Regions from separate parts of the Homo sapiens genome. Here region 1 is linked to region 2. A link is an interaction called in ENCODE POLR2A ChIA-PET data of the cell type or tissue named here. Cell type or tissue: PC-9. All regions are shown on one strand. Links, peaks and the distances in the headings refer to the core of each region. The heading gives the core; the rest is flanking DNA.

The links. Peaks named below come from ENCODE experiments on the same cell type or tissue, not always from the same donor. Only the 100,000 strongest peaks of a DNase experiment are listed, where the experiment ranks them.
Region 1: POLR2A ChIA-PET joins it to region 2 with 28 read pairs; 1 of 35 experiments calls an interaction of 5 or more read pairs at or near these places.

What each region holds. Positions count from the first base shown.
Region 1 is chr15:100,956,510-100,973,705 of GRCh38, reverse strand. The region is part of intron 2 of LRRK1 (leucine rich repeat kinase 1); the gene reads right to left. Among named protein-coding and RNA genes, the nearest start is that of LRRK1, 46 kb to the right of the region's middle. RefSeq lists enhancers at 430-519, 14,910-14,959. In PC-9, for the core only: no CTCF peak of the experiment used is centred there; a DNase peak (open chromatin) is centred at 5,255.
Region 2 is chr15:101,499,222-101,514,327 of GRCh38, reverse strand. No RefSeq gene overlaps it. Among named protein-coding and RNA genes, the nearest start is that of PCSK6, 17 kb to the right of the region's middle. In PC-9, for the core only: no CTCF peak of the experiment used is centred there; a DNase peak (open chromatin) is centred at 8,937.

The sequences.
Region 1 (17,196 bases), core at 3,014-8,013, 540 kb after region 2:
GCACGATCGCGGGGGCTTCAGGAAGAGAGAGGGGTGGCCCCGCGACGCTCCCTGCGCTCGCCGCCCCGCGACCCGCAACCCAACCGGGGCCGCTGCGAAGGCACCGGGCGGCGAGCGCAGCTCGGAGGATTCTGCAGCGAGACCGCCACCTGGAGCCCTTCCAGGGCACCGGGGACAGCGGCCCGCGGGGGAGCGGCCGGGCCGACCTCGCCGACAGCAGCGGAGGCGCAGGGGCTTTGGCGAGAGAGCCGCGGGTCTCAGCCACGCTGTCCCGCTGCGGTGCCCACGGGGGAAAGACAGGCCACCTCCCGGGGGTGTGGACATCCAGACGCTTTCCCGCCCTGCCCAGAAAACCCCACGAAGGGCGTGGGATTTAAATCAGCCGCCCTCACTCCAGACCTGCCCTGGCACGAACGCGCTGCGTAACGATGGGGGACGACACCGGGCCTCGGGTCGCGCTGCTTCACCAGAGCGTGGGCTGCTCCCGGTCATCCGAGCACCTGCTGCCACTCGGGAGGAGAGGCCAGCCTTGCGGGAGGCCGCGACCCAGCGCCCGGGCCGTTCAGCAAAAGCGGCGGTCACTCACGGGGCGGCCACGGCAGGCCGAGCCCTCGCTGGGTGCAGGAGGAGCCGAGGGAAAGGAAGGCGGCCTCTCGCCCTCCCCGAGCTTCCACTCTAGAAGGGGTTCACAGTGAGGGCCTGTGGACCCCGAAAGGCTGACAGGCTTCCGAAGTTCCCTGAACACCCTAAAATTGTACACAAAACTGGGTGTGTGTGTGTGTGTGTGTACAGTTTTTCGAGGACAAAATTCAAAGCTTCTACCAGATTTCCAAAGAGGTTAGGGAACAACAGTAAAAAGCTTTCTCTCCATAGGTATTACGGAAAGACTGCGATGGATGAGCAGTTGAATTCTGACTGTGTGGAGTGATAGCAGAAATAGGGAAAGAATACTGTTGTGAAAGGTGACCAAGCAAATTGGGTTATTGTTTTTACACCCAACTAAAACGGAGCTGAGAAGCCAAGAAGAAAAAGCACTCGGGGCATATAACATGACTCCAAAAACATGATTCTCTACAAGTCCGACTACTAAAAATGCCTACCACAACTAAAACCAGTTTTATCTAATAACTACTAAAACGACTTTAAAACTAGCTTTACCCACAACTGTCACTCACCCATCATAACTTGCCAACTCTCCAAAACCTTGCTAATACTAATAAGTTTTCTTGAAAAACACACATAACATTTCTCCTTTTTATTACAAAACTGCCAACCTTCTCTTTATTCTTCAAACATACCAAAACACACACACACACACACACACACACACACACACACACACTCTCTCTCTCTCTCTCTCTCTCTCTCTCATATATATATATATATATCCCAAATTACAATTCTTATATCCCAAGAAAACATTAGATTTTAAAATCCTTTTGAGGCTGGGTGTGGTGGCTTATGCCTGTAATCCCAGCACTTTGGGAGTCCGAGGCAGGCAGATTACTTGAGGTCAGGAGTTCGAGACCAGCCTGGCCAACATGGTGAAACCCCGTCTCTACTGAAGACACAAAAATTAGCCGGGTGTGGTGGCACGCGCCTGTAATCCCAGCTACTCAGGTGGCTGAGGCACGAGGATCACTTGAACCCAGGAGCCTGAGGTAGCAGTGAGCTGAGATCGCACCACTGCACTCCAGCCTGGGTGACAGAGCGAAACTCTGTCTAAAAAAAAAAAAAATTCTTTTGTCATTTGCAACAGCCAGGGATGGAACTGGAGGTCATTATCTTGAGTGAAATAAGCAGGCACAAAAAGACAAACATTCCATGTTCTCACTTATTTGTGGGAGCTAAAAATTTGATCCCATGGAGGCAAAGACTGGAAAAATGGGAAAAACAGCTAACAGAGACTGAGAAGGGTGAGTGTCGGAGCAGGGAGGACGAACAGAAGTGGGTTAAAGGGTACAAGCATACAGTAAGAAGGAATAAATTCAATGTTTGATAGCAGAGTAGGGTGACTATAGTTAACAAAAATGTACTGTATTCAGGTGATGGACACCCTAAATGCCCTGACTGGATCACCACATACTATATACACATAACAAAATGTCACATACACCCCACAAATGTGTACAAATAAAAAATAAAAATAAAAATTCACCTCTACATTTTTATTTTGACTTCAACACTATCATCCTTGGCCAAGTTCACGCAGCCAGTAGAGGCAAACTGGGACAGAAGTTTGGTCTCCCAGCTCTCAAGCTAAACCCAACCCATCTTTGTGCTGCCTCTCTGAAAGGATGAATAAGACAGGCTTTGGATTGATTTTCTTCTTCTTTTTTCTTTTTCTTTTTCTTTTCTTTTTTTTTTTTTTTGAGACACAGTTTCACTCTGCTTCCAAGGCTGGTGTGCAGTGGCGCGATCTCGGCTCACTGCAATCTCCACCTCCCGGGTTCAAGTGATTCTCATGCCTCAACCTCCTGAGTAGCTGGGATTACAGGTGCACGCCACCAAGTCCAGCTAATTTTTGTATTTTTAGTAGAGATGGGGTTTCACCATGTTGGCCAGGCTGGTCTCAAACTCTCGACCTCAAGTGATCCACCCACCTCAGCCTCACAGAGTGCTGGGATTACAGGCGTGAGCCGCTGCGCCTGGCCTTGTTTTTCTTTTTAAATGTAAATGCATAGCACGGTTGGCTCACAAACATACACCTCACAAAAATGAATCACATAATAGCAGTTAACATTGAAAAATTGAAAAAATAGTTTATGATAGTATAAAATTACATTCTTAGAAAAAAATGTAACAAAAGATGGGCAAGATCTGTACGCTGAAAACATAAAACATTGCTGAGAGAAATTGAACAAGACCTAAATAAGTGGGAAGACATCCATCTTCAAGGATTGGAAGAATCAGTACTGTTAAGATGTTAATTCTCTTTGATTTTATCTATAGATTCAATAATCCCAACTATGATTCCAATAGGGTCATTTTTGCGGGATAGAAATTGACAGTCTGATTCTTAAATTTATATGGAAATTTGAAAGACCTAGAATAGCCAAAGCAATCTTGAAAAAGAAGAGAGTTGGAGAATGTACACTACCTGATTTCAAGACTTGGAAAGGATGGAGTTGGAAGCCATTATCCTTCCAAAAAACAAACTACAAAGCTATAGTAATCAAGACAGTATGGTACTGGTATAGACAAATGGCTCCAAGGGACAGAACAGAGGGTTGAAAAATAGACCTGTGCTTGTACATTCAATTGATTTTTGACAAGGGAGCCAAAGCAGTACAATGGGAAAAGCAAAGTCTTTTCAGTAAAAAGTGCTGGAACAACTGGACACCCTCATTTAATAAAAAGCAGCCCTGACCCCTACTTCTCACCATATACAAATATCATCTTGAGATGGCACACACATGTTCATTACAGCACTATTTACAATAGCAAAGTCATGGAATCAACCCAAATGCCCATCAGTGATGGACCGGATAAAGAAAATGTGGTGGCTGGGTGCGGTGGCTCATGCGGTGGCCCATGCCTATAATCCCAGCACTTTGGGAGGCCAAGGCAGGTGGATCACCTGAGGCCAGGAGTACGAGACCAGCCAGGCCAACATGGTGAAACCCCGTCTCTACTAAAAATACAAAAAATTAGCCCAGCGTGGTGGTGGGCACCTGTAATCTCAGCTATTATGAAGGCTGAGGCAGGAGAATCGCTTGAACCTGGGAGGCAGAGGTTGCAGTGAGCTGAGGTAGCACCACTGCACTTCAGCCTAGTCAACAAGAGCAAAACTCTGTCTCAAAAAAAAAAGAAGAAAAAAGCAGAGAAAATATGATACATATATACACCATAGAATACTATGCAGCCATAAAAAGGAATAAGATTATCACTTTGCAGGGACATGGATGGAGTTGGAAGCCATTATCCTCAGCAAGCTAACACAGGAACAGAAAACCAAATACCACATGTTCTCACTTATAAGTGGGAGCTGACCAATGAGAATACATGGAAACAAGAGGGGAACAACACACACTGGGCACCTGTGGTGAGGGAGGGTGGGGAAAGAGCATAAGGAAGAATAGCTAATGGATGCTGGGCTTAATACCTGGCTGATGGGATGATCTGTGCAGTAAATCCCCATGGCACATGTTTACCTATGTAACAAACAAGCACATCCTGCTCATGTACCCCTGAACTTGAAAAAAAAACTTGAAAAAAAAGAAAAAATAACTGAGATGAATCATGGACCTAAACATAAAGGCTAAAACTATGAAGCTTCTAGGAAAACATAGCGGAGATTATCTTCATGACTTGAGAGTAAGTCTTTACTTACTTTCTTACATGGGACACAGAAAACAATAACCAGGAAAGGAAAAATTGCTAAATTAGGCTTCATCAAAATTTAAAACTTCTGCCCCTCAAAAGACCCCATTTAAAGTTAAATAGGCAAATTATAGACTACAATAACGTATTTTCAAAACATATCTGAAAATAAATGGTATCTAGAATATAAAAACTCGTATAACTCCATAATAAAAAGACAAACAATCCAATTGAAAATGAGCAGGCTGGACCTGGTGGCTCACACCTGTAATCCCAGCAATTTGGAAGGCCAAGGTGGGTGTATCCATTGAGCCTAGGAGTTTGAGACCAGTCTGGGAAACAAGTAGACCCTGTCTCTACAAAACATTTTAAAAATTAGCCGGGCATGGTGGTGCACACCTGTAGTCCCAGCTACTCAGGAAGCTGAGATGTAGGAGGATGGCTTGAGCCCAGGAGGTCAAGGCTTCAATGAGCTGTGACTACACCACTGCACTCCACTGGCCTGGGTGACAGAACAAGACCCTGTCTCAAAAAAACAAAACAGAAGGAAGGGAAGGGAAAGGAAGGGAAGGGGAAGGGGAAGGGGAAGGGGAAGGAAAGGGGAAGGAAAGGGGAAGGGAAGGAAGGAAAGAAAGAAAGGAAAAGGGAAGGGAAGGGAAGGGAGGAAGGAAGGAAGGAAGGAAGGAAGGAAAGAAAGAAAGAAAGAAAGAAAAAGAAAGAAAGAAAGAAAAAGAAAAGGAAGAAAGAAAGAGAGAGGGCAAAGATTTAAACAGCAAAAAAATATTCAAAAAGCTCAATGTCATTAGTCATCAGGGAAATGCAAATTAAAACCACAATGAGATACCACTATGCTCTCACCAGAATGGCTAAAACTGTAAGGCCAACACTACTTGGTGAGGACATGGAGCAACCAGAATGTTCATACCTTACTGGCTAGAGTGCAAAATGGTCCAATCACTTTGGAAACAGGTCTGGTGGTTTCTTATAAAACTACATGTATACCTACCCTGTGACCCATAAATTCCATTCTTATCTAACCAAGAGAAATATGTCCAGAAATGTATCCAACAATATTCACAGCAGCCTTATTCATATTTCCAAACTGTAAATAGCCCAAGTGTCCATCCACAGGAGAATGAATAAACAAACCGTGGTACAGTAACTACTCAACAATAAAAAGGAAGGACCGATTGATCTATGGAAAGACTGATAGCAATCTCAAAAAAAATAATGCTGAGTGAAAGAAACCTTGTACAAAAATGATTCCATTTATATGCTGTTCTAAGATATAGTGAAAAAAAATCAGAAGGGTGGATCGTGGCCATATGGTAGACAGTGAGTTTTCCTGTGGATGGGGCACAAGGACATCAGTTTGGTGGTTCTATATCTCACTGGAGTTTTCATTACACAGTTGCTGTATTTGTCAAAACTTATCAAGCAGTCCATTTAAGATATGTGCATCTTACTTTATATATATTTTACCTAAAAAAACTACAAACAATATTGAACCTTAGTCCATACTATGCATGCTACAGTATTTAAGAGTGAAGTGTACAGATGTTTGCAATATGCTTTGAAATGCATTAAAAATGAGTGGATGGTTGGATAGAAAGGCAAGAGAGAAATTTTGGAAAGTGTTAATGGTGTGATCTGAGTGGTAGGTATATGAATATAGATGGTTCAATTCTTTCTACTTTAGTGTATGTTTGAAATTTTTCATAACAAAATGTTGGGAGAAAATATGAGTCCTAATGTCTATACTCCAAATGCATGGCTTGCCATATGACACAAGGTATGAGCTCTTGCCACCAAAGAGCTCCCTTTGGAAAATCCTGCTCCCAGGAAAAATCCTGCTCTGCAGAAAGAAAAAAGGCAAGCTGCTTACGGAGCAAAGCCCCTAATACCAATCCAGGGTCTTTACAACTCACGCTAAGCCATGACTTGCTCCATTTCAAAGGCAATCGTCCTGAAAATCCAAGTAAATGGATGACCATCACACACAATCTGTATCATTCCTGAGATGCCAACACAGAATTGCTGTGTCTGAGTGGAGATTATTGTGTCTTGGCTGTGTGCTTTTGAAAAGAGGAATCGGGAAAAGGCTTGGTGTGTAAGCGGTTATACGTGTGAATAAGGCAGCTTCACTTCCCAACACACATTAACAGTCACCATTAATTATTTACAGGCAGAGCCCCTGGGACATGTGAGAGCAGGCCAGAGGGAGAAAGGCCATTAGCAGGGCCCAGAAGGAATAGAATCAACTGCTGTCATCCCTCAGATGGGGGCACTTAATTATGTCATTGCTTGTCTCTCAGAATTAAACAAATACCCGCTTATCCAGTAAAAGACATGTGCAGGTATGTGTATGTGTGAATGCACAAGCAGGTATGAAGTAGCCTCTTCTGTCCATGTTAGGAACATACATACAAACAGCTAAACCTTTAAGCCCAAGTTAAGGGACATTTTGAAGGTGGAACTTAGGGCATATGTAGGCCATAAGGTGCCCATGAGATTACAAGGGTGATTTAACTTGATTTTTCAATCATGCCTTGTGTGTGGAGTAAATGATGTAATAAGAATCTAGAACCTGCTCAGTTTTCTTTACATTATAAAAATGTTGTGGTGTTTATCTGTTTCGACTCTGACTTTCTTAAGTTGCAGGGTGACACCATATCCACTCTCACCGACCCTGTGGGCTGAGGGTCTGGTCCAATCAAGTTGTTGGAAGGACATTAGGAAAAGGCACCAGTTAATGCGTATGCATTTAATTTAATCTGCCAATCTCATTTAATTTCCTGAAATTATACAGAGAATGGTTAACCTTTATTTAAATTGAAAGAAAAAAGACCCAAATGCTTTGACCATAGTGAGTATTAGGCATGGGCCATGGGGGACTTCATGACAGAACTAGAAAAGATTTTTCTTCTTTATTTCCCAAGACCTGCGTGATGGGAATATATGACTGCTTCATTCAAAACTTTACAGACACTACAAAAGTAATGAAAGAACACATTCTCACTGAAAAAAAATTAAATAGTTCAGAAATAAATATAAAGGCAAAAGCCCCTCCTCACCGCCACAGAAAACAATAACCAGGAAAGGAAAAATTGTTAAATTAGGCTTCATCAAAATTTAGAACTTCTGCACCTTTTCCTAGAGATAATACTTATTTAGTCATTTTTTTCTCCAAAATACTATTGTTTTGTATTTGAGAATTGGTAACTTTTGATTTAAACTTAAAATGTAGGAAACACATTTATACTATTTGAGATTATTCAGTTACTTGTGCTTATTCATCAACTATTATCCATAATTATATTCTTTTATACAGTAAAATATCTCAGTTCTAAATATTTTCCTCATAAAGATTTCAAATTCATATTAAAAAATAAAATGGAGCAAACATTCTATTTCAATAACACATTAATGTCCCAAATAAGTAGCTAGAGCTAGTAGGAAAATAATAGTAGAACATTGCTATAATGCAGTTTCAAATTTTAGAAAATCCTTTTGGTTCTCTAAATTATAATTTATGTCATTATTTTCATATATGGTGATGAAAATTTCCAAATTTTCAGGCATCTTACTTGCTTTTAATGTAAAGCTAATACATTCCAATGAAGTATTTAACGAAGTAAAGGAGGAGAAGGATAAATGAATAGCACCAGGGAGATTTTTTTTTTCAGGTTTGGTTGGTGTTGCTAGTTTGATTTTTAAAGGCAGTGGTTAGAAGTAGGAACTGGTTAGGGAAAATGAAATTATAAATGCAGTGAATAGCTAGGGTTATGGAGTCAGCACATGTGCAGCCATTCAAGATGACAAGAAACATTTACAATAAGCTCTGAGCTTGTAAGTGAACATATTTCTGGTTGTTGATAAGTGTTAGTCTTCACTGTATGCTGGTATTTCAATGTGCCGGCCATGGATGGTAAGTTAAAGTTCCTACATAAAGAAGCATTTGGTTAGAAAAAACATAAAATATTTAAAAACCTGTAGGACCTGAACACCATTTAGTTCTTGATAATTGCTTTCAATTTAACATACTATTTTTAAAGAAATACCTTCAGTGATACTGTGTGTTTCACAGTCAGCCATTTCAAGAAGAAGTGATTTTAGCTGCCAATAACTCAGTCTTTAAACATCATTTCCATAACTCATGTTTCAGAAAAAACAAATTATTCTAATTACAGAAAAACTAACAGAAATTATTTTTCTTTTTCAGTATTCTGAAAGAGTAATAAAACAGAATTCCATGAATATGACAGAGTAATGCTGGCTGTGACAACCGTGTCTCTGACGGCAGGCAGCTCACTGTTCTGCAGGTACACCTTGAAAGACACCGCCCCAGTCTGTCCATCCCTGGTTCTGTCTGTCCTTATGTTCCAAGGAGACAGTCTTACATTTTGTTCCAGAGCAATAATTGTTAAGTCATCACTCCTGTCCCAATCATTGGAATAAAATTCTCTTTGTACTGTTTTTTTTCCCTACAAATCTAGGAAAATAGAGAAAATGAAATGAAAAAAATGGCTTTAATTATGTAAGTTCTAAATGTTGGCCTCATGTGTGTGTGCGCGCATGCGTGTGCACGTGTGTGTGTGTGTATTTCTCTTCTCCCCACCAAGGAAAACACTTAGAATAAAAGGCAAATGTTTTTGGTCAATCTGAAGTGTGTGACATCCTCTGTAAATCTTAGAAAAGACACTGCCGTTTGATTTGCATATCCATGACTTTATTTTATTGCATTTGCCTCCGTCAATAGAGCAGCAAAAAGTGAAAATGATCTACCAGCCCACAGCTCATTGCAGAACAAACAAAAGTAAACTTCAGGATGCTACTGACCTGGTCATAGTTGTTTAACGACCTTCCTGTGCCACTGAGTCCCCATGTGGCCAAAGCACCAGGGAAACGGGGCTGGCCTTCCCGGGAGGTGACACCCTCCTGGCACTTTGGGGGCTCGCCCTCTGTTGCCCTAGCTTTGCCAGCCTTCCACTGGAAGGATGCTTCTTTTTTCACCAGATATCACTCTAGCGTTTCAGCATCAGCAGCCGTTTACATCTCTGGGTCATATTACGGTGAAATCCAACCCTTGACGTCTTTGGGAAAGATGTGGAGGTTGGGGGTGTGCAGAGGAGGGAGGGTCACCCAGCCCCGGGGTGATCTGCGGTGATAATTCCTCTCCAGATGGTGGGTGCTCAGGGCCATTGCACCCATCACCCAGGCCCTCCACCCGCATCAGACAGGAAAGCAAAAGCCAGGGCCGGGCTCTGCGGGCTCTCACTAACAGTTCTGGCCCAGAGGCTAGCATTTCTCACTGCAGAAATGCTTCACGGCATAGATTACCATTTTGTGGATATACTCACCAAATCACTAGGAATTTTTGTTAATAAGAGGGAGATGGATGGTTATACATATAGACAGGTTGGTCTCCTGGGGGAAAATTGCATGGAAAAGTGCTATTTGCTTTAGTAATAAAAATATAATTAATCACAAGATGCTATGTTATGTCCACCTGACACAGTAAAACATTGAAAGGCTTATAACATTCCTTGCTGTCATGAGTGTGGGGAAATGGGTGCATCCTCTGGTCCATTGGCCATCGTGGGAGGCCTTGCCAACCGGATGGTCATTTCAGAAAGCGGGAGGGCAGTACTACATAACAAAAGCGGGAAGTCGGCCTGTTCTCCCACGGTTTTCTCTTCTAGGCATTTCCCTACAGAAATGACACGGTGCACACTAAAAGACTACTCCCGAGCCAGGACTTCTGCAGAGGTCCCTGCCACAGCCGAGGTAAGAGCAACTCTGCAGACAAGCGGCCCAGGCCAAGGATTAGGGAGTGGTGTAGAGCAGGGTGGTGCCCAAGGGCCAGCACAGGCCTGGGGACTGGACTCACGTCACTTAACGTCTACAGCAGCGCTAGGAAGGAGGTGACTCTGCTGCCATTTTACAGAGGAACAAGGCCAAGACAGTGACACAGGTTCACAGAACAACAGCGCTGGCAACGAGCAGCCGGAGGGGAAGCATCCTGACGCTGGGGCCCACAGAGTCGCTGCTACTCGGCTTTCTAAGTTAATACCTGCTGGTGCTTCAGAATAAGGGGCTCGGATGCGGCCATCAGAACCTATGACAATGAAGACTAAGGAGAAGGGTGAAAAAATGCTTACCAGCTATCAAGCTAAAAGTAGAACATAGGACAGAGGCCGTGACAAACCACAGGAAAAACACAGAACACAGATGGACACCATTTAAAAGTACGCAAAATGGGCTGGGCGTGGTGGCTCATGCCTGTAATCCCAGCACTTTGGGAGGCCGAGGCCGGCAGATTACCTGAGGTCGGGAGTTCAAGACCAGCCTGGCTAACATGGCGAAACCCCATCTCTACTAAAAATACAAAATTAGCCAGGCATGGTGGTGCATGCCTGTAATCGCAGTTACTCAGGAGGCTGAGGCAGGAGAATTGCTTGAACTCGGGAGGTAGAGGTTGTGGTGAGCCGAGATTGCGCCATTGCACCCCAGCCTGGGCAATAAGAGTGAAACTCCATCTCAAAAAAAAAAAAAAAAATATATATATATATATATATATATATATATGCAAAATGAAATAATTTATTCTAGGTTCTCTGATTATTTGTGATTAAAATCCTTTGAGAAAAGGTCCCTAATGAGTCTATGAATATAGATAATACATACAGTCTATTATTTTTGTTTGTAAAACCTGAACCTGACACTCTTTTCTCCTCCCTCTCCCTGTCTCTGTTTAGAAAGAAAATCTAAAGGACACACAAAAATTACAGTAGCCGTCCCCTTCAGCAGATGAAATGACTGGAGTTTTAAAATTTTATTTATTTATTTATTTAAGACAAGGTCTCACTCTGTCACCCAGGCTGGAGTGCAGTGCTGTGATCTCAGCTCACTACAACCTCTGCCTCCCAGGTTCAAGAAATTATTATGCTTCAGTCTCCCGAGTAACTGGGATTACAGGTGTTTGCCACCACGCCCAGCCGATTTTTGTATTTTTAATGGAGACAGGGTTTCGCCACATTGGCCAGGCTGGTCTCGAACTCCTGACCTCAAGTGATCCACCCGCCTTGGCCTCCCAAAGTGCTGGGATTACAGACATAAGCCACCATGCCCAGCCTGGAGTTTTAAAAATATTTCTATTTTTCTGTGTTTTTCAATATATTTTTTGCAGTAACTTGTATTGCTGCTGAAATTAAGAAAAAAAAATTAAAAGATGAAGTATGTCCAGCAAAATGTTAACTGTGTTTCACCCTGGCTTAGTGAACCAGTTCTTCAGTGGTATTATCTATATTGAAGCAACTGTTTGCTCTCAATCTACCGAATCTTGACTCAGTTGCTCTAGAAAAAAGGATGGAGAGCAAGGAAGTCTCATGGAACAAAAATTGGCACAGGTGTCCCAGATTTTGAAAGATAAAATAAAATGGTTTATAATAATGTTTCATGTATTGGTCATTGGTGCCATTTATTGAGTCCTGCCGGATGCTGTAGAAAGTGTCCTGCGTGCATTTGACTTCCTCCCAACACCCATACAAGGCTAGGCTTCTCATCATCACTCACCACAAGGTGACCAGTGCCCTGAGTGGTTAGAGAAACTTCCCCCACCCAGCTCCCAACAACAGAGCTGAGATTTGGACCCCCAGCACCTGCCATCAAAGCTCATCCTCTGCTTCCTAGGTTGTGTGTTCCCAACTGCTATGGTTTTTTTTTTTTTTTTTGACGGAGTCTCACTCTGTTGCTAGGCTGGAGTGCGGTGGCGCGATCTCGGCTAACTGCAACCTCTGCCTCCCAGATTCAAGTGATTCTCCTGCCTCAGCCTCCCGAGTAGCTGGGATTACAGGCACGCACCACCATGCCCGGCTAATTTTTGTATTTTTAGTAGAGACAGGGTTTCACCATGTTGGCCAGTATGGTCTTGATCGCTTGACCTCGTGATCTGCCCGCCTTGGCCTCCCAAAGTGCTGGGATTACAGGCGTGAGCCACCGCGCCCAGCCACCAACTGCTATGGTTTTAATGTCCCCTCCAAAATTCATGTTGAAACTTAATCCCCATTGTAATGGTATTAGGAGTTGCAGCCTTTGGGACATAATCAAGATTGGATAAGGTCACTATGGTGGGGACCCTGTAATAAGACTGGTGGCTTTATAAGAATAGGAAAAGAGACCTGAGCCAGCACACTCAGGCCCTTTGCCATGTGATGCCCGGCACCACCTCAGGACTCTGCAGCCAGTCCCCACCAGCAAGAAGCCCTGACCAGATGCAGCCCCTCAGCCATAGACCTCCCAGCTTTCAGAACTGTAAGAAACAAATTCATTTTCTTTATAAATTACCCAGTCTCTGGCATCCAGTTATAGCAACAGAAAACGAACTAAGACAACAGCCAAACATGAGACTCTTATTCAGCACCTAACATGCATGGCAGAAATGTGGGAACGAAAACATGAGATGACCCTGTCTCATTAGATGGAAAAAACGGAGAGGAAATGGAAACCAATCCCTCCATTAATTTTCTGCTGTAGAAGAAGAGAAACACAGAAATACAAAGCTATGAAGATGAATTCTTTCCTAGATTTTGTTCCTCTTCCAAAAATTCATTTATTTATTGCTCATTCGTTCTACAAATATTTAGTACCTCCTATGTGCTGAGCTGGACCCTGGGGACACAGCTTGCTGAGACACACAGAAAGAGCTCAAGTGCGCTGCTACAGTATTTCCAGAGTTTACTTTCAAACACCCACAACAGAAACCATGCCCTTTACCCAAAAGGGGATGCTTGAGGGACTTGGGAGAGCCAACAGACAAAAACTGACCTGGTAAAAAAAGGAGAACCATCTTTTTGGAAAATTAAAAATCACATAAATAGGACAGTTCATTTATTTAATACTCAGTAATACTATAGAAAATGGTACAATTCGAAGATAAACACACACACACAGTCAGTCCTACTCCGATTTTGGGGAAGATGATTGTGATTATAAATACTGGAGGATTAGGACACCCTTTGACATTGCCACGTTGCTTCTGGGAAACTGATTCCAAAAGAATAGTTCTACACATTTAAAAAGCACTATGCAAAAAAAAAAAAAAAAGCAATATGAACGTAGATGCTGATTGCAGCACTGTTCAGTAGAGCAAAGAACGGTGATTTTGACAATTATAATGCACAGACCCTGGAACTACACAAACAGGAAAACTGTCAAGGAGGAAGCCCCCAAAACGATAACTCTGGTTTTTCTTACGTGGCGGAATTCAAGGTGAACTTCTCGAGACCCTTTTCTCTATTTTCCAGTTATTTCTCTATTACTACTATAACAACATTGTTATATTAAAAAAAATGCTTTTCAGGTTGACAAAGTACATTTGCTAACTGGATTTAACTTCCTCCCAACAAAAATGAGTGCAAGGAAAGGAAGAAAATGTCTCAATCTGAAAGGAACATTTAGGATGAGGCACCGAGAGTTTTCCAATCATGCCATCTACTGAGAACTGTGTGAAAACCCGCAGTTACAGGAAGAACTGAACTCTGTACATTGGAAGACTTGGTTTCAAGCCCCAGCTGTGCTATTTGACATAGCATGGTGTTTGGCAAGTATTTAAGATGTCTGAATATTATCATCTTCTTGTAAAAGAAAATGGCACATATAAAAGATATTGCACAATGCATATGAATAAAAAAATACATACACAAAGAGAAGCGGTGAGCACACAAATGGGGGTGATTTCCAGGAGGCCTGGCCCCTTCCTCCCTACTCCAGGTGCCTGTGAGGCTGCCAGACTGCACTCTCATTTCCTCTATGGACCAAGCTTCCCTTAGCTTTTGTTCCTGTGTCTGCCTTATCTGGAAGGAGCCCTTACGCTTTCCATGCTTCTCGAAATTCTCCTCCTTCTAGCCTAGCGCAGGGGTGCACCCCAGAAAGGACTTGCAGAATTTCCCAGCGGGCTGCCTCTCCTTTCTCCGCCTGCACGTGGTCTGACCTGGGTCCTGGACTGTCCCCTGCAGAGTAGGTCTGCCAGCCTCCTGCTCTGCCCAGGGCTGCCCGCAGGCTGGGTTCTGCTTACTCACTGCCGTGGGTGCCTATCTAGACTGTATCACTGAAAGCCTCTCCACTTCAATTTGTTGACCGTCCAGAGCTCTCTGCATATTAGTAAGGGGGTCGTCTATAATTTTGCCCATCTACAGTTACGGCCACAGGGGTACAGAATTCTCCCAGCAAAAGAGGAGGAGAATGATGCCTTCAGGCACTTCTAAATTTTCCTTTCCAAGAATGATTTTCTTTTGGCCACTCAGCCACACATCCCCCTCCAACCCTTCCCTAAGGTCTGGTCACTTCAGCACAACAGTGGTAGGGTTCATATCAGGTCAAAATGTAAACTCTTTCAAGATAATATGTGGGGGCTTTCCAAGTCATAAAAGTATCTGAGACCTTAGTCATACACACTGCCCAGAAATACATGACTGCAAAACGTTGGCAGGGAAGGAAGTCCCAGAGCACAGAGAGCCCGGGAGAGAAACGGAGAAGTGTGACCACCATGCTGACCCCGCGCTGCTTCCTGGGCCCACCTCCAGGCCCTGCACATTTCCGTCCTCTCCACTTCGGATGGTGGCACCTACTTCAGAGGGGTTATTGTGAGGGTCAAGTGGATGGAAGCACGAGAAGTGCTTAGAACACTGCCTGACCCCGAGAGGCTCTAGATAAATGCTAGCTACTATTATTGTTATTTGAAGTTAAGTTAGAAATTTGGCCCCTCTCTGAAAACTGTGAAGTCTGGGGTTTCTATCTTATTCCTTAGCCATCTGGGATGAATCATGCCTATTCAAATGAATAAGTCAGTGGGTATTGGAATCTTATTTACTTAGCTATGGGTCAAATGTTAGTGAGGCCAAGAAGTGGAAGACAAAAGCCTTGCTTTAGCACCCTTGCTGGGCTTGCTGGGGAGCAGAGGTACAGACGTATCCAAAACACCCAAACATCAACTCCAGACAGGACAGTATATACCAGTGGAAACAGCCATATTCCTGCATGCTGCCCAGCATACAGCTGAAGCTCAATAAATATTCAGTATACATGTTTGTGCCAAAATGAAGGGCCCCAATTGTTTACTCTGATAGTTCCCTTATTTAAAAATGCTGCTTAACCTACTACAGAAAAACAACAAATTAAAAAGGAAGATACAAAGAGAGAAAGAAAAGAACAAAAGAACTACAGAACAGGCTGGGTGTGGGGGTTCATGCCTGTAATCCCAGAACTTTGGGAGGCTAAGGCGGGCAGATCACTTGCGGTCAGGAGTTTGAGACCAGCCTGGCCAACATGGTGAAACCCTGTCACACAAAAATTAGTTGGGTGTGGTGGTGGCTGCCTGTAATCCCAGCTACTCAGGAGGCTGAGGCAGGAGAATCACTTGAACCTGGGAGGCGGAGGTTGCAGTGAGCAGAGATCACGCCACTGCACTCCAGCCAGGGTGACAGAGTGAGACTCCGTCTCAGCAACAACAACAACAGCCAACTACAGAACAATCCGAAAATAATTAAAAAATTGGCAAAAGTATGTCCTTACTTGTCAGTAACTACTTTAAATATAAATGGATTGACTTTTCCAATCAAAAGACACACAGTAGCTGAATAGATTAAAAAATCCAAGAACCAGCAATATGCTACCTATAAGAGATCCACTTTTGCTTTAAACATACACATAGATGGAAAGTGAAGGAATGACAAAAGATATTTCATGCAAATGAAACCAAAAGAGCTAAAGAATGGCGATACTTATACCAGACTGAATAGACTTTCAGTCAAAATCTGTCAGAAGTGACAAAGAAGGTCACTATATAATGATAAAGGGGTCAATTCATTAAAAGAGTGTACTAATTTTAAATATGTATGTACCTAACATTGGAGCACATAAATAAGTAAAGCAAATATTAACAGAACTGAAGGGAGAAATATATAGCAATATAATAATAGTAGGGGACTTCAATACCCTACTTTCAATAATAGATAGATCATCCAGACAGAAAATTAATAAGAAAACAGTGAATTTGAATAATACTATAGACCAAATAGACCTAACAGACATATGCAGAACAATGCCTTCAACAGCGAGAGAATATAATTTTTTCTCAAGCACACGTGGGACATTCCCCAAGAAATGTCATATGTTGGGCCATAAAACAAGTCTTAACATATTTAAGATGATGGAAATATTATCAAGTTTCTTTTCTTATCATAATGGTGTAAAACTAGAAGTCAATAACAAGAAGAAAATGGAAAAATCCACATATATGTGGAAATTAAACCACATACTCCTGAACAACCAATGGGTCATAGAAGAAATCAAAAAGGAAATCAGAAAGTATCTTCAGACAAGTCGAAAAGGAAACACAACATACCAAAACTTACGGGATACAGCAAAAGCAGTTCTAAGATGAAAGTTGACAGCCAGAAATGCCTACATTAAGCAAAAAGAAATATCTTAATTAGACAAACTAACTTTACACTTTAAGGAACTAGAAAAAGAGCAAACTGAGCCCAAAGTTAGAAGAAAGAAAATAAGTATTAGAGCAGAAATAAACGAAATAGAGACTAAATAGATAATAGAAAAGATCAGGCTGGTCATGGTGGCTCACGCCTGCAATCCCAGCACTTTGGGAGGCCAAGGAGTGCAGATCATGGGGTCAGGAGTTCAAGACCAGCCTGGTCAAGATGGTGAAACCCTGTCTCTACTAAAAACACAAAAATTAGCCAGGCGTGGTTGTGGGCGCCTGTAATCCCAGCTACTCAGGAGGCTGAGGCAGAGAGTTGCTTGAACCCGGGAGGTGGAGGCTGCAGTGAGCCAAGATCGTGCCACTGCACTCCAGCC
Region 2 (15,106 bases), core at 6,038-11,037:
CTGTGCACAAGTTCATAGCGGCTTTATTCATAATTCCCAAGTTAGAAGCAACCAAGACGTCCCTCGGTAGGTGAATGGACAAATAAACTGTGGTACATTATACAATGGAATATTATTCAGCACTAAAAAGAAATGAGTTACCAAGCTATCAGAACCTCTTTTTTTTTTTTTTTTTTTTTTGACAGCGTCTCACTCTGTCACCCCACTGGAGTGCAGTGGTGCAATCATGGCTTTTTGCAGCCTTGAATTCCTAAGCTCAAGCAGTCCTCCCACCTCGGCCTCCTGAGTAGTTGCAACTACAGACACGGGCCGCCATGCCCAGCTAATCTTATTTATTTATTTATTTATTTATTTATTTATTTAGAAATGGGGTCTTGCTATGTTGCCTGGCCTGGTCTCAAACTCCTGGTCTCATGTGACTCTCCTGCCTCAACCTCCTGAGTAGCTGGGATGACAGATGCAAGCCACCACACCTGACCGAAGGAAACTTGGATGCATGTTACCAAGTGAAAGAAGACGATCTGGAAAAGCTGCATACTGTATGATTCTAAATATATGACATTCTGGAAAAAGCAAAACTATGGAGACCGTCAAAAAGATCAGTGGTTGCCAGCAGTTCGGGGAGAGAGGGACGAATATGAGAAAAGAGGATTTTTAGGATGGTGAAGCTACTCTGTATGATTTTATAATGATAGATACACGTCATCATACACATGTCTAAGCCCACAGAATGTACAGGGGTGAATCCTAATGTAAACTATGGACTTTCGGTGATAATGATGTGTCAATGCAGGTTCATGGATTGTGACAAATGTACCACCATGGTGGGGGCTGTTGATAATGGAGGAGACTGTGTGTGGTGTGGGGGCAGGTATATGGGTAGTCTCTATATTTTCTGCTCAATTTTGTCTGTGAACCAAAAACTTCCTAAAAAATAAGTCTATTTTTTTAAAAAAGGAAAAGCAGCAACCATGTTTCAGTACATTGTGTTGTATCAAATAAAGTCACCACTCCCTCACAAGATTTCTTTTATGATTACGACTTTGTACCTCTAATAAAAATGATCTTTTGAATGAAAAAAAAACTTGAATGCTTTTCTTCTAAGATTAGAAGCACACTAGGGTGTCTTCTTCTGTGTGAATAGAAGCTTCTGTGCTTCTTTTATTCAGCCTTGTCCTGAAAGTTCTAGACCATTAAATAAAGCAAGAAAAAGATAGATGGGAAAAAGGAAGAAAAGTTGTATCCAAATGGAAATAAAGAAGAAAAACTGTCTTCATTTGCAGACATGATCGTCTATGTAGAAAATCCTGAGAGAACCTACAAAATAAACTACTAGAACTAAGAAGTAAGTACAACAAGTTTGTAAGATATAAGATTAGCACACAGCAGAAACTCAAATGCGTTTCTATACATTAGCAATTAATAATTAAAAATTGAAATTTTTAAAAATAATACCATTTACAATAGCATGAAAAATACAAAATACTTAGGGGAAAATCTAACCAAAGGTGCATAAGACCTTTCCACTAGAAACAACAAAACATTGCAGAAAGAAATTAAAGAAGATCTAAATCAATGGAGAGACATGCCATGTTCATGAATCAGAAGACTCAATATTATTACGATGATACTTCTCCCCAAGCTGATGTATACATTTAGCATCAAAATAATCAAAATCCCAGCAGAGTGTTTTGTAGAAATTGATAAGCTATTTCTGAAATTTATACGGAAGTGCAAAGGACCTAGTATAGCCAAACATATTTTGGAAGAAAAGAACAAATGTGAGGACTTTCCCTACCCAATTTTAAAACTTACTATACAGCTCCAGTAATTAAGCAATTTGGTTCCTGGCGTGAAGACAAACAAGCAGATTAATGGCAGAGAGTAGAGTCCAGACATAAATTCATGCCTATAAGGGCAACTGATTTTTGACAAAGGTGCCAAGGTTATTCAAAGGGAAAAATTCAACAAACTTCATAGAAACAGTGGATACACACACGTGAAAAAATAATGAACCTTGATTGTTGGTTCATATTGGATCATAGATCTAAATATAAAACCGCAAATCTTCTAGATGAAGAAAACAGAGAAAATTTTTGTGAGCTTGAGTCAGGCAAAGATTTCTCAGCTGTGGCATTGAAAGCACAATTCAGACAAGAAAAAACCTGATAGTTTGCACTGCGTTAATGTTAAACTTTTAAACTTTTCTGGTTTTTTTTTTTTTTTTGAAGAAAAGTTCTTAACTTTTCTTCAAAAGATGTTGTTGAAAGAATATACAAGGCACAGACTTGGAGAAAGTATTTGCAAATTCATATCTGATAAAGGCTTGGATCCAGAATATATAAAGCAGTTTCAAAATGTGATAATAATCAACCCACCCATTTTATTTATTTGTTTACTTATTTATTTATTTATTTATTTATTTATTTATTTGAGACTGGGTCTTGCTTTGTCACTCAGGCTGGGATGCAGTAGTGCAATCTCAGCTCATTGCAGCCTCAATCTCTCAGGCTCAAGGGATCCTCCCACCTCAGCCCCTGGAGTAGCTGGGACCACAGGCATGCACCATGACACCTGGCTAATTTTTTATTTTTAGTAGAGATGGGGTCTCACTCTGTTGCTCAGTCTGGGTCTCCAACTCCTGGGCCCAAACGATCCTCCCATCTTGACCTTCCAAAGTGCTGGGATTACAGGCCTGAGCCACTGTGCCCAGCCCACCTATATATATATATATATACACACACACACACATATATATGTGTATATATATATAAATATATATATGTGTATATATATATATATATATATATATATTTTTTTTTTTTTTTTTTAATGGGCAAAGGCTTTAAACAGACCACCAAAGAAAATATTCAGGCCAGGCGCTATGGCTCACGCCTGTAATCCCAACACTTTGGGAAGCAGAGGTGGGCAGATCACTTGAGCCCAGGAGTTTGAGCCAGCCTGGCCAACATGGCAAAACCCCATCTCTACTACTAAAAATATAAAAATTAGCCAGGTGTGGTGGTGCGTGCCTGTAGTCTCAGCTACTCAGGGGGACTGAGGCATGAGAATTGCTTGAATCCAGGAGGCGGAGGTTACAGAAAAAAAAAATAAGCACATAAAAATATGTTCAATATCATTCGTCATTAGGGAAATGCAAGCTAAAATCCCTATTAGATACCACTATGCACTTTTTAGAATGATTAAAATTAAATAGTCTGATGACTCAAAATGTCAGTGAGGATAAGAGCAACTGGAAATCTGGAAAGCTTCTGGCGGGAGTGTAAATGATGCAACCACTTTGGGGAACTGTTGGCAGTGTGGGAGGTGTCTTCTGACTTGACTCCCAATGACCCCAGTGCCTAGTATTCATGGCTTTGTGTAACCCCTCTCCGTGAGTAACTTTCTCCTAACCAATGTAATACAACAACATTGAAGGGATGGCACTTCCATGTCTAGGTTACAAAAGACTGTGACTTCTGTCTTGTTAACAGACTCTCTCCTCCTAGCTTTCACGAAGCAAGTCACCGTATTGGAGAGGCCTACATGGAAAGGAACTGAGGGATGTCTCCAGCCAACAGACAGAAAGAACTAGGGCTCTCAGCCCAGCAACCCTCAAGGAACTCAATCCTGCCAACAACCACATGAGTGACTTTGAAAGTAGATCTCTGCTCAGTTGAGTCTTCAGATCAAACCTCAGGGCTGCCTAATGCCTTAACGGTACTAAGCTAAACTATGCCTGGATTCCTGAACCACAGAAATTCTGAGATAATGCATGTGTGTTATTTTAAGCTGGGGAGTTTTGGGGATAATTGCTTATGTAGCATTAGATAATTAACATAGGCAATTTCTTAAAAAGTCAAACACACACCTATCATAGGCTATAACCGTTGTACTCTTGGTATTTACCCAAGAGAAATGAAAACATATGTCCACACAAGCTCTTGTGAACAAATGTTCATGGCAGCTTTATGTGTAATAGTCTAAAACTGGAAACAACTCAAATGCCAATCAACAAGTGAATGGATTAAACAAATCGTGGTATACACAATATACAGTGAAATATCATGTAGGAATAAAAAGGAATGAAATGTTGATATGTAGAGCATGGATAATTTCAAACTTATTAGGCACAGTGAAAGAAGTCAAATAATAAAGAGTACATAGTATATGATTCCATTTATATAAAGTCTAGAAAATGCAAACTAATCTGCAATGAAAGAAAGCAAATCAGTGGTTATTTGAGGATAGGATGGTGGGGGATGGGGTGGGGAAGAAGATGTGAGAGGGATTATGAAAACACATAAGAAAACTTTGGGGGATGATGAATATGCTTACACTGATTATAGGGATGGTTTTATGGGAATATATAAATATACATATATATAATATGTCAAAACTTAGCAAAGTTTTGTGGGGAGTTAAATGTGGAGAGTAACATATTAGTATACATCAGTGAGGCTGAAAAGGGGAGTATTGTTGTAGAAAGGGACATTTAGAAAACAAAAATGATTTTGGAATTTTAAAATCCAAAAGCAGAAAAGAAAAATTTAGTAGAAACATAGAAACTTGAGGAAATTTCCAAGTAATAAAAATGATTACAACAAAGAAATGGAAAATATAAGCTAAAAAGCAAGAAAATTAGACTAAACAGGAAATACATCTTAAATAACAGGGCTTTCAAACACAGAGAAAAAAAATGGAAGGGAGCAATTCACCAAAGAAACAATTCAAGAAAAAGTTCCTGGATCCCAAAGACATCAATTTCTAGGCTGAGAGGTTCACCAAGTGCTCAGCACAATGAATGAAAACAAAGCCACACAAAGCACATTCACACGAAGTTTCGAAACATTGGGAACAAAGAGAAGGTACTAATGCTCTTTGAAAGAAAGAACAAGTCGCATACAAAGGTCTAGAATTAGTTCTGCGTTAGGCATCTCTACGGCAATGGTGAACACTAAATAATAGAGCAAGGCCTTCAACATTCTTATTGAAAATGATTTCCAAATTAGAATTCTATATCCTCAGCCAAAGTAGTAACGTGCTCTTGGGCTAGAATAAAGACTACTGGGCGTTTTCAGAATGCAATGTCTCAACTTTTAAAAATTGTTCCTGCTTTTTTTTTTTTCTCAGGAAGGAGACTTTTTTCTGTTGAGGAATTTGGAGATGGATTTGTGATAGGTACATAGTGAAACCAAACAAATGGGATAAAGGTTGACTCCAGTGAAAACGAAAACCATATCAGAAAATAAAGGAAATTAGAATGCATATAGCTACAGCCTCAAATCGTATTTCCATGGGCCTAATAAAATAAATGCTAAATATGATTTGCCCTATAATTGTGCCACTCTATTAGAGGAATGGGATGGAAAAGAAATATATTTAAGGGTGTGGGAGTAGAGTAGAAAGCTAAACCCTTATTGTCCATTGCCTGAAGTAAGCATACTATATTTAAAACTAAAAATATTAATAAACAGGAATTTAAACCTGCTATTTAGAAATTTGGAGGCAAATACAACAAAACTAAAAGCATTGAAAGTCATGGCTTCCAGAGAGTGGGAGGAGAACTGCTAATATCACTTGCAGATTTATAGAACTGTTTAATTTTTTAAATTATATAAATGTACACTTTATTAAAATTAAAAGAATAGAGACATGATAGAACAAAGTTTTCCAGAAATGAAGAAAGATAATTATCTCTAGACTAAAAGATGCTCCAAGTTCCAAGTAGAATAAAGAACAAAAGACTTATGCCCTGACACAGACTCAAGATATTTTAGAACGTTGAACATAAAGAGAAATTCCTAAAAGCTTCCAGGAAACAAGAAAAGTCATTCTCAAAAGACCAAAAATAATACTGACCTCAGACATCTTGTCAGGAACATTGAATACTAAGAAGAAAAAAAATTCTGGGAAATATGATTTAAAACCCAGAATTCCATACGTAGAAAATCGTTAAGCACGTGAGCAGGAGTTTTAGTTTTACAAGTACTCAGAGAATTTGCCTCCAAAGCACCCTTTCCTTTCTATTACTGCAAAATATAGTCCAGCAAAAAGCTTCAAGAAACAGTATGATTAAGAGGTTTGGTAATTCTGAGGATCTGACAAAAACACAAGTAGTGCAACTTAAAATCCCAAGAAAAACAAAAAGCTATTTAGGAGATTTATGTCTGTGTCTAAATATAAAGGAAATAAAGATGTGACATGAATTTAATAATTAACCTTTCATGTCACTTATGGTTAATGATACTGGACCTAGAGAAAAATAAATAAAATCCTAACATACTGATTGACTTTGAAGGAACAATATTTACAAAGTCATAATTATGTACACAGTGTTTATTTTTTTAATATATTTTTAGAATCAACTGGTGGACAAAACATGAAAACCTTATGTTTATAAGACAGTATATAAAATGATCAACTCTGACAGTATAAAAGTTAAGGTATGGCTAAGAGAAACTGATCTATTATCTGAAAACAATAGAACAAGAAGTGATAGATAAGAGATTGCAAGTTGGAAAGGCAAACAACAGAAAACTAAAAATAACAATGTAACTGTGAAAATTTAGGGGAAGATGTAGTGTAAGTCAGCTAAAGCCTTGTGTTTCATGGCAAGGCGTCAACAGAGCCTGAGTTGAATATAGACATAGAGATGTCAGGATGCCATGTAGACTGAGGATGCTAGCCACTAGGAACACAAAATGCAGAAACGCTGAAAGGTGGTGGTCTCTGGGACTATGGGTAGGACAAGGGAATGGAGTGGATGATTTTTGCTTTAATAATATGCCCTTCTCGACCATGCATACTCTGAGAAACATTTTTAATGCTTTAAATGAATAAACTAAAATGTTGAATTGTGAATACATTTATGTTCTGAAAACCAGATATGAAAACATGCTGATAGTGAAAAGCAAGTCTTTAGGCAATCAAGACAGGAGGATATTCAGCATCTGTCATGCATTTGTCATCAGGTTCCAGAATGGTGGCCTTGCCAGAGGGTGGGAACAGTCCCTTCCTCATTAGTACTTCCAGCCCCAAAATTCAGCCCCAAAATTAAAGATAAGCTTACAGTGGATATGAAGTATTAGTTTGATGGCAGTGTGCGTGTGTGTGTGTGTGTTGTATTAGTGTGATGGCAGTGTGCGTGTGTGTGTGTGAAGTATTAGTTTGATGGCTGTGTATGTGTGTGTGTGTGCAGGAAAATTACAAGAAAAATAAAGCATCTGAATTTTGAATCAAAATTGCTAAGTTGTTTTTGTAAAATGTGATTCAGAAGATCTAAAAAATATCAGGTATAAGAGATGTTCTATTATTATGACCTTTAGCCATAGAGCCAACTGGCAGGTGTGAGCCTCCATTCTGATGGAATTCTGCAGAAGCCTCTGGTCAAGAGAGGCCCTGGTGAGCTGTGCTGGGCTTATGAGAGAGTCGTGTGATGGGGCCCAGTTTCATTCAAGAGACTTAGTATCCTTTTTCTTTCTCTTTTACATAACCAGTTCGACACCGCTGGGTGCCAACAGACAGACCCTCTGTTGAGTTGTCCACCTGCTTTCCACCTGGCAGGTGCCAATAGCCTCTTGTTCTCCCAGTTCTCCCGGCCCTACCCTTGCGGGAGAAGGATACTATTTTGTATTACTTCTTATGAACATTGTGAGCAAAACGTTCCACGGACCACCCAAGCAGTGCAGACCACAGGCCATGTCCCAGGGACCTGGAAGCAGCAAGGACGCAGGTGCAAACACCCAGGGTGAGCCTACCCCATCCTTCACACCCAGGGTGAGCCTACCCCACGCCTTCACACCCAGGGTGAGCCTACCCCATCCTTCACACCCAGGGTGAGCCTACCCCATCCTTCACATCCAGGGTGAGCCTACCCCATCCTTCACACCCAGGGTGAGCCTACCCCATGCCTTCACACCCAGGGTGAGCCTACCCCATCCTTCACACTCCGAGTGAGCCTACCCCATCCTTCACATCCAGGGTGAGCCTACCCCATCCTTCACACCGACTACCCTGGCAGCCATGTTGCAAGAACGATGAGGGCAGCCTGGGGAACCCCCCAAATTTCAGCATCAGTGAGTGCTCTGACCTCACTGATGACAAGGTCCCACAGGTCACTTACACGTGTCACATAGAAAACGTTCTCCTGTGACCAAAAATGCAAGCCATCTGACAAAGAGTTTCAGGCTATTTTCAGTATCATTATCTTCTCCGCCAACACTGACAAATTTACCATGGTCGTGGTTTTCTTCGTTTTAATGACTGTTTGGTTGTGTTTTCCTTTGGGGATGGGGGCTGGTGGCGCTGCTGGCATCTGTGGCAAGGCCTCGAGGGAAGTGGATTTCTGCGGTGGTCACTGTGCCTTGCTGCCTTGTTTAAAATGAGACTTCATGGGACACACACAGCAAAGATGAAAGAGCAGAACCGTGGCATGTGAGGGACGATTAGGGCCAGGCTGGGCCATTAAGGCCTGGTCTAAAAGGTGCCCAGACACCTATTGACATGACACGTCCTAACTGCTCCCCAGACACCAGGATTAATCCACTGTGTCAGTTTGCTTCGTGTCCCTAATGTCTGTCAGCAGGAGCCTCTTCGTGCCTGATGGAGCTGGGGAGGGGAGGATGTCAAGGTGGATGCTCTCGGCTGGAAAAGCTCTCCAATGATGGGCTGTAACGAAAGTTTGTGACATTTCGATAGCTCTTTGCCTTTTAATGTGCGCATCTGGGGACAGCCCGTTACCTGCTTTTCTGCCTTGATCCATCATTTTTCTCTGGACCAAATCTCAAAATAATACAGCACAGAAAGAACTCTGGGTTCGAGATGGCAAGTGCAGCCTGCTCTCTGCTAACCCGACAAAGTGTTGATGAGTCAGAACTTCTGGGTAGCACACAACACTGCTGTGTATGGCTGACAAAAATGTCCAGCTTGTAAACAATTAGGAAACAGTTCAATAAAATATTCATGGGCACCATTTAACCCATGACTCAGGCAGACTCCTTACAATCTTGACACTGATAGTCTGAACATTGTCATTCTTCTACATGTCTTCAGAAGGGCTGGTAAATATTGAACTACAGTTAATAGGTTCTTGGATAAGCCAGATTCGCAGGCCCTTAACCTCACGCCTTCTCCCTTTACCTCCATGACATGATGTTTGAACCTAGAAGACAGGGTTGTCGACATCTTCTCCACCGTGCGGAGCCCTCGGTGCCAAGAGTGGTGGGTGTCCCCGTGGCCTCCCGCCTGGGGTCTGAGCTGCCGCACGATCCATTTGTCACCTCTGAAGTGTATCTCACCGTGGGCACTGGGAGCAGCAAATGGTTGTTCTGTTCTTACCTGCTCGATCCACACAAAGCTGGGAAGGTTCATGGGTGCCTAATCTCACAGGACAGACATGACGACACTGTGAATTCACACTGGGTCTCATCAGGGATTTCACTGTTCTTCCAGAGAGAGCAAGTGTCTTACTGACCACCAGAAAACATTTTTGGGGGAGGGGGAAAATAACTAGAAAGTGGAGGAAAGGTAAAATAGAAAATTCAAGGACAAATAAGATGCTAAAGAAAATGATGAAGTAGAATGAATGAGAATTGCTTGGAGGGGGTGCCTCTGGCTTGGATGGCTGTCCATTTTGCTGAGGTGTCTGGGGTTGACCACGGGAGGAGGGAAGAAAGCTGAGCGGGGAAGACCAGGCATACCTAACTAATGGTGTGGGTGATGTGATATTCCTGCTAGCCCTCATCGGTCCTGGGGCGTGGCTCCTTCTCGCCTTTGCTCTTCCTGTCTTGGAGCGGATTGAGGCTGGGACGAGAAGAGAGATGGGCCAGCAGAAGGGCTCTTCCCCCATTCCCCCAAACCCTTCCTGAAATACCAGCTGGCAAAACTTCTCGAATGTGCAGTTTCGGAACTATCACAGCTTCCATGAATATCAGATGTTCCATTTAGTTCTTGATCTCTCTCCCCTCTGTCTCTTTTGTCACTTTTATTTATTTTGTTGTTTTAATCTTCCTGGAGGCCTAATGGGCTGTATTTGAGATCAGTAGGATACTTTTAATGGTTTAAGTTGCCATGATTCCAGGCCCCAAGAGAAAATGTTCTGTATTTTTTCAACCAAAACCTGTGCCTGCCACTTCTTTTTAAAATATTAAGGATGCATTTCCCTAGCCAGTCCCAGCTTGAGCATTTGACCCTCCTGCCCACCCAGAGTTGCCAGATTTAGCAAATAATAATACAGGACAGACACTCAGGTAAATTTGAATTTCAGATAAATAAAAAATAATTTTATGAGTGCAAGTGTATCCCAACTTTTGTGTGAGGTACGCTTAAACCAAAAGTGTTTTCATTGTTTATCTGAAATTCAAATTTAACTGGGCATCTAGTATTTATTTGGCAATCATACCAGCTGATTCCTCAACCATTCTTTGGAAACATTTAATCCCAAGTTCTTACACAGCAGACACATTTAATCATACTTACTGCCTAGCAAGTATACATACTTTTTTTTTTTTTTTTGAGACGGAGTCTTGCTCTGTCACCCAGGCTGGAGTGCAGTGGCGCGATCTCAGCTCACTGAGAACTGGGTGAGTCTCACTGGGAACTCCGCCTCCCAGGTTCACGCCATTCTCCTGCCTCAGCCTCCCGAGTAGCTGGGACTACAGGCGCCCGCCACCACGCCCGACTAATTTTTTTGTATTTTTAGTAGAGACGGGGTTTCACTGTGTTAGCCAGGATGGTCTCGATCTCCTGACCTCATGATCTGCCCGTCTCAGCCTCCCAAAGTGCTGTGATTACAGGCATGAGCCACCGTGCCCGGCCCGTATTCTTTGTTCATGATGTCTCTACCTGGATGCATGCAGGATGTCTCCGACAGTGAGCTTCCAAAGGAAGTCCCTCTGAGTGGCTTAGAGGGCTGTACTCACAGTAGGGGCTGATGGCACAGATCGCTTTAGGAAGGTGGTGAGTGGGAGGTGGTGGTGGGGAAAACAAGACTTACCGGTTTACCAGAGGCAGGGATCAGGGTGGGATCGGGAGGGAATAGGATTTGGCGCTGTTTTCACTGAATTCTGGAATTGTGGTCTGGCTCTGGGAATCACCTGGGAGGTCAGCCCCTGGAGGGGAAAGGCAGCCCCTCCTCAACGTCTGCGACAGGTGCCCTCCTACGCTTCCCAACCCCTCCCAGTGTGGGCAGTTCCCCAGCTCACAGGCAGCACACGCAGGTGGAAACAGCTCTACCTGTCGGCTCACCCTCTGGCGAAATTCTACTTTCAGACCAGGAAAGCTGAGAGGGGTGGAGGGTGCCTCGCTGAAGTCACAGTGCTCGGGCCAGGCCTTCCCATGCCTCACCTTTCTCCACTGGACCCCGCTTGTTCTTTTCGGCCTGTGAGAAGGCCACAAACAGTTGTTACTTTTTCAAGTCAAAGAGGGTATGCGTCCTGAAGACATGATCAGAGATGTCATTAAGTGTGCGCGTGTATAGGGCGGAGTGAGGCCCAGGAGGTGGAGTGGTGCGGCTCTCAGGTCACGGACATGGAATTCCTGACTCTGCCTGCTCCCGGCGGCCTGCTGGCCTGTCAAGGGGAGAGCACAGTGAGTGACAAGAGGATTTATTTCCACCAGCCAGAGAATGGCTCATAATTTACAGCCCGCTGAGCCAGCCTCTACCACGGCATTAGAGCCTTCCTTTTGTAGACAGTAATAAATTGTCTTATCCCCGGTGCTGACATAACATGCTCCTTTTTAAGTGCGCCATAATTTTCATTTTTAAGGGAATATTCATATTGGATGGCAGAGCTCATGGGCATCTGAATACTTCTCTGGAGAGAAGCCTTTTTTTTTCTTTTTTAAAAGAAGATATAATTCAGCTCCTAAATGCCACTAGCAGGGATAGGCTTGACTTCTAAAGCGACATTAGGGGCAGAATTTGGGGACATTGTAGACCCTTCATAGACAGTGACTTGCCCCTCATCAGTAGGCATCAAAAGGATCAAGCCCCTGCAGGATGCACGTCCTTTGACTGTCCGCCTTGCTGCCTTTGCACGATGGTGGCCAGGGAGCTGGGGCGGCCTCGGGCTTTTCCATCCCAAAGGACGGGCTTCCCCGCCACCAGGGGGACTCACTCCCTTGAGCTCCCCCTGGCAGGAGGGGCCTGGGGGTGACAGGCAGACAGTAAAGGAGTCTGAAGCCTGCCCGGGGGGTTCCCAGCTTGGGATCATGGGGCTGCCGAGTCCGGGCACCGTGTCTCTCTCCTTCTGCATCCTCCAGGGGGCAACAGTGCAGCCTGCTGATCCCCAGTGAGCGGTTCTCCCCGGGGCACAGTCCTGGAGGGGGATGCCACAGATGGTCCCTGGTCACCAGGGAGTCCTCGGGCCTGTCTCCTGTTTCTACCGACCCGTGGGGATGGGCCAGCCGGGGTGTCCTTCTCCCCTCCCGTCAAGGTTCTTGTGCCTGGGTCCTTATCTGAGGATGCCCTCACGGCGTGGCAGGAAGAGATGGGGCCGGGTGGCTGCCCAGGCTCCTCCCTCTGCCTTTGCCTTGTGCCTTCACAGCCACCCATTCCAGAACCCTAACTGTTCACCTGACAAGACCTCAGGCAAAGCCCTGGCTCCCTCGGAGGATCGGGGCTTTCTTGTTTGTAAAACAGGACACGGACTTTAGGAGCTCAGACACGAATGCATGCAAAAGCCTTACAGAGGGTTCAGGAGAGGTGAGTTTTTGTCTCCTCCTCTGCTCCTTCTTTCTTCACTGCCTGTTTCCCTCCTTTCACCAGGCACGTAGGGGAAGGAGCTGAGGTCCCCAGGCTGTGCAGTCCTTCTAGGTCTGGGCTGTGGAGGGAGAGGAGAGGCTGGCCTGGGGGTCTCTGCTGGGGGAGATACAAGTCCGGCCTGTGGGGTTGGCCAGCCTGGGGCATGTCTGTGTTAACTCAGACACACCCACACAGACACTTCCAGAACCAGGCATGTTTACAAGTAGCAATGAGGTATTGCTAAACCTCTGGCCTGATGAGAACAGCTCTCACATAATGCTGTCTGAGTGCCAGGCCCAGGTCCAGGCACTGTACACTAATTCATTTAAGGTGGACACAAATATGCCCATTTTATGCTCAGCTGGGAAAACTGAGGCCCAGAGAGGTCAATGGACTCATCTGAGGTCAGGCAGCTGGGAGGTGGCCGAGCTGGGATGAGAACCCAGGTGGTCAGGGCTGGAGCCTCTTCCCTAGCCACAGTGCCCCTCTGCCTCTTCTCCTCCTGCCTGAGCAATCCCACTTCACTTGGACCATCCCCTGCCTATTCCAGGAGACAGGACTTGAGTGTCACTTCCCCTCCTGCTGTCTTGTGGCCCTGCCATGCACTGTGGCAAGTCTTCTGTTATCTTCTGCCTGAGAGGCCGTGACTAAGAAGGTTCCAGACTTCCCGTCTATCAAAGGTGAGGACTGAATTAGACTTTCTTCTTGACAGTGGTGATCACCTGTGACCTGTGACTGGTACATGCTCAGGAGGGAGTATACTGTTCCACTTTGCTGATTTCTAATGAAAGATTACTTTTACAGGATGGAGGGAGAAAGGGCTCCGAAGGAGAAGGAAGAAGAATAAGGGCATTGGCCTCAGTCCAGATGAAAAGACCCAGATGCAAAATTATTTGGGCCACATATGTGTTGTTTGCTTATCAAATTTTCAACCTTTGAAAAATCACAATATTGGATGGTGGGAATCAGTAGCATTGCTGGAGTTCCTGTGGGTGGCAGGAGTTGGACATTGTGGCAGGTGACCCTGCAAAGGATAAACACAGAACCTGCAGAGGGTAAAGGATTTCCCAAGTCTCACTCCTGGAGGGAGGGGCACAGGCATGAGCAGCCTATCGGGCCCCATGTCATGCAGCTATGTTCTCTGCTGCTGGTGAGCTTGGCATCGAAAGAAAACATAGCAGGAATGATTTTGTCTGGGTTGGGGATTTGGGGGAGTTTAGACTATAAATAGTGAGGAGGATATAAAAAGCCTTAAGAGGATTTTTGGAAGCCCTAAATCCACCACATAGACCAAAGCAAGTTAACAGGAACCACTTCGGTTTTAGTGAGGTCTAAATGTGACTCAGCATAGTGCCCTCCCCTCCACTGTTCCCTTCCAGCTGTCGTGGTTCACGTGTCCGCTGTCACCACAACCCTTGCCAGCATCTGCCAAACCAAGGGCACGTGTGTCAGGAGGTCTGCTGCCAGCATGCCAGCTGCCAGGTGCTGCCTAGCCTTGAATTACGGCCTGGCTCACTCCCTAAGGGAAGGCATCATTGGCAGCCTCTTCTGCAGCAGAGAAAACGGAAGCATAGGAGGGTAGGTGCCTGGTCCAGGGTCACACAGCCAGCAAGTAGTGGGCTGGATTCCACACTCAGCCGAGGCCCACTCTGCTGATTCTAGCATAATTTCTTCAGGATCACCTTTTGAGTGGACCTCAGCTGCGTGTGGGAAGGAACCTGCTTGCCTCTGTGCCTTGCTTCTTGGACACCTGCGGTCCCAGCCTTCTCTTTTCTGTGGGCCCTTATTTCATTTAATACATGGACTCATCATAAAACCCCTTTGCACTCCTGTAGCCCCAGCTCAGGAAGCCTGAAGCCCACCCCGGTCACCGAGGTGCTCAGAATCGATGGAGATCCAGAGTTGAAACCTCCCTACGTTTGGTCCTGTGTCCCCAGGGTCTGCTGCCGGCTCCTAGATACCTACAAACAGGTCTTTACTGTTGACTCTTTTAGGAACATCACTGTGGCCTAATAGTGAGGGAGTGACATTTAGGATGATGGCCGACCATCTCATTTATAGGAAAAACCCAGGGCTCTAACACATATTTTAAAAATCACTGCACTGCTGGCACAGCCCTGCCACCCAGCATTGTATTAGCCAACTCCTTCCCAAGGCTCTGGGAGAGGCTGCAGTGGGAACATTCCAGATCAGAGGTTCTGCCTTGTTTAAATAGGGGTGGAGCGAGATTGCCAGGTCTGAGGCTTCATCTTGCCAGTGAGAAATGGGGGTGCAGGGAGCTGTTTTAGATGGGGGTGCAGGGAACAGCTGCTGAGGCCTCACCGTGAGTCACACACAGGGCTGGCAGTGAGGCCACAAATC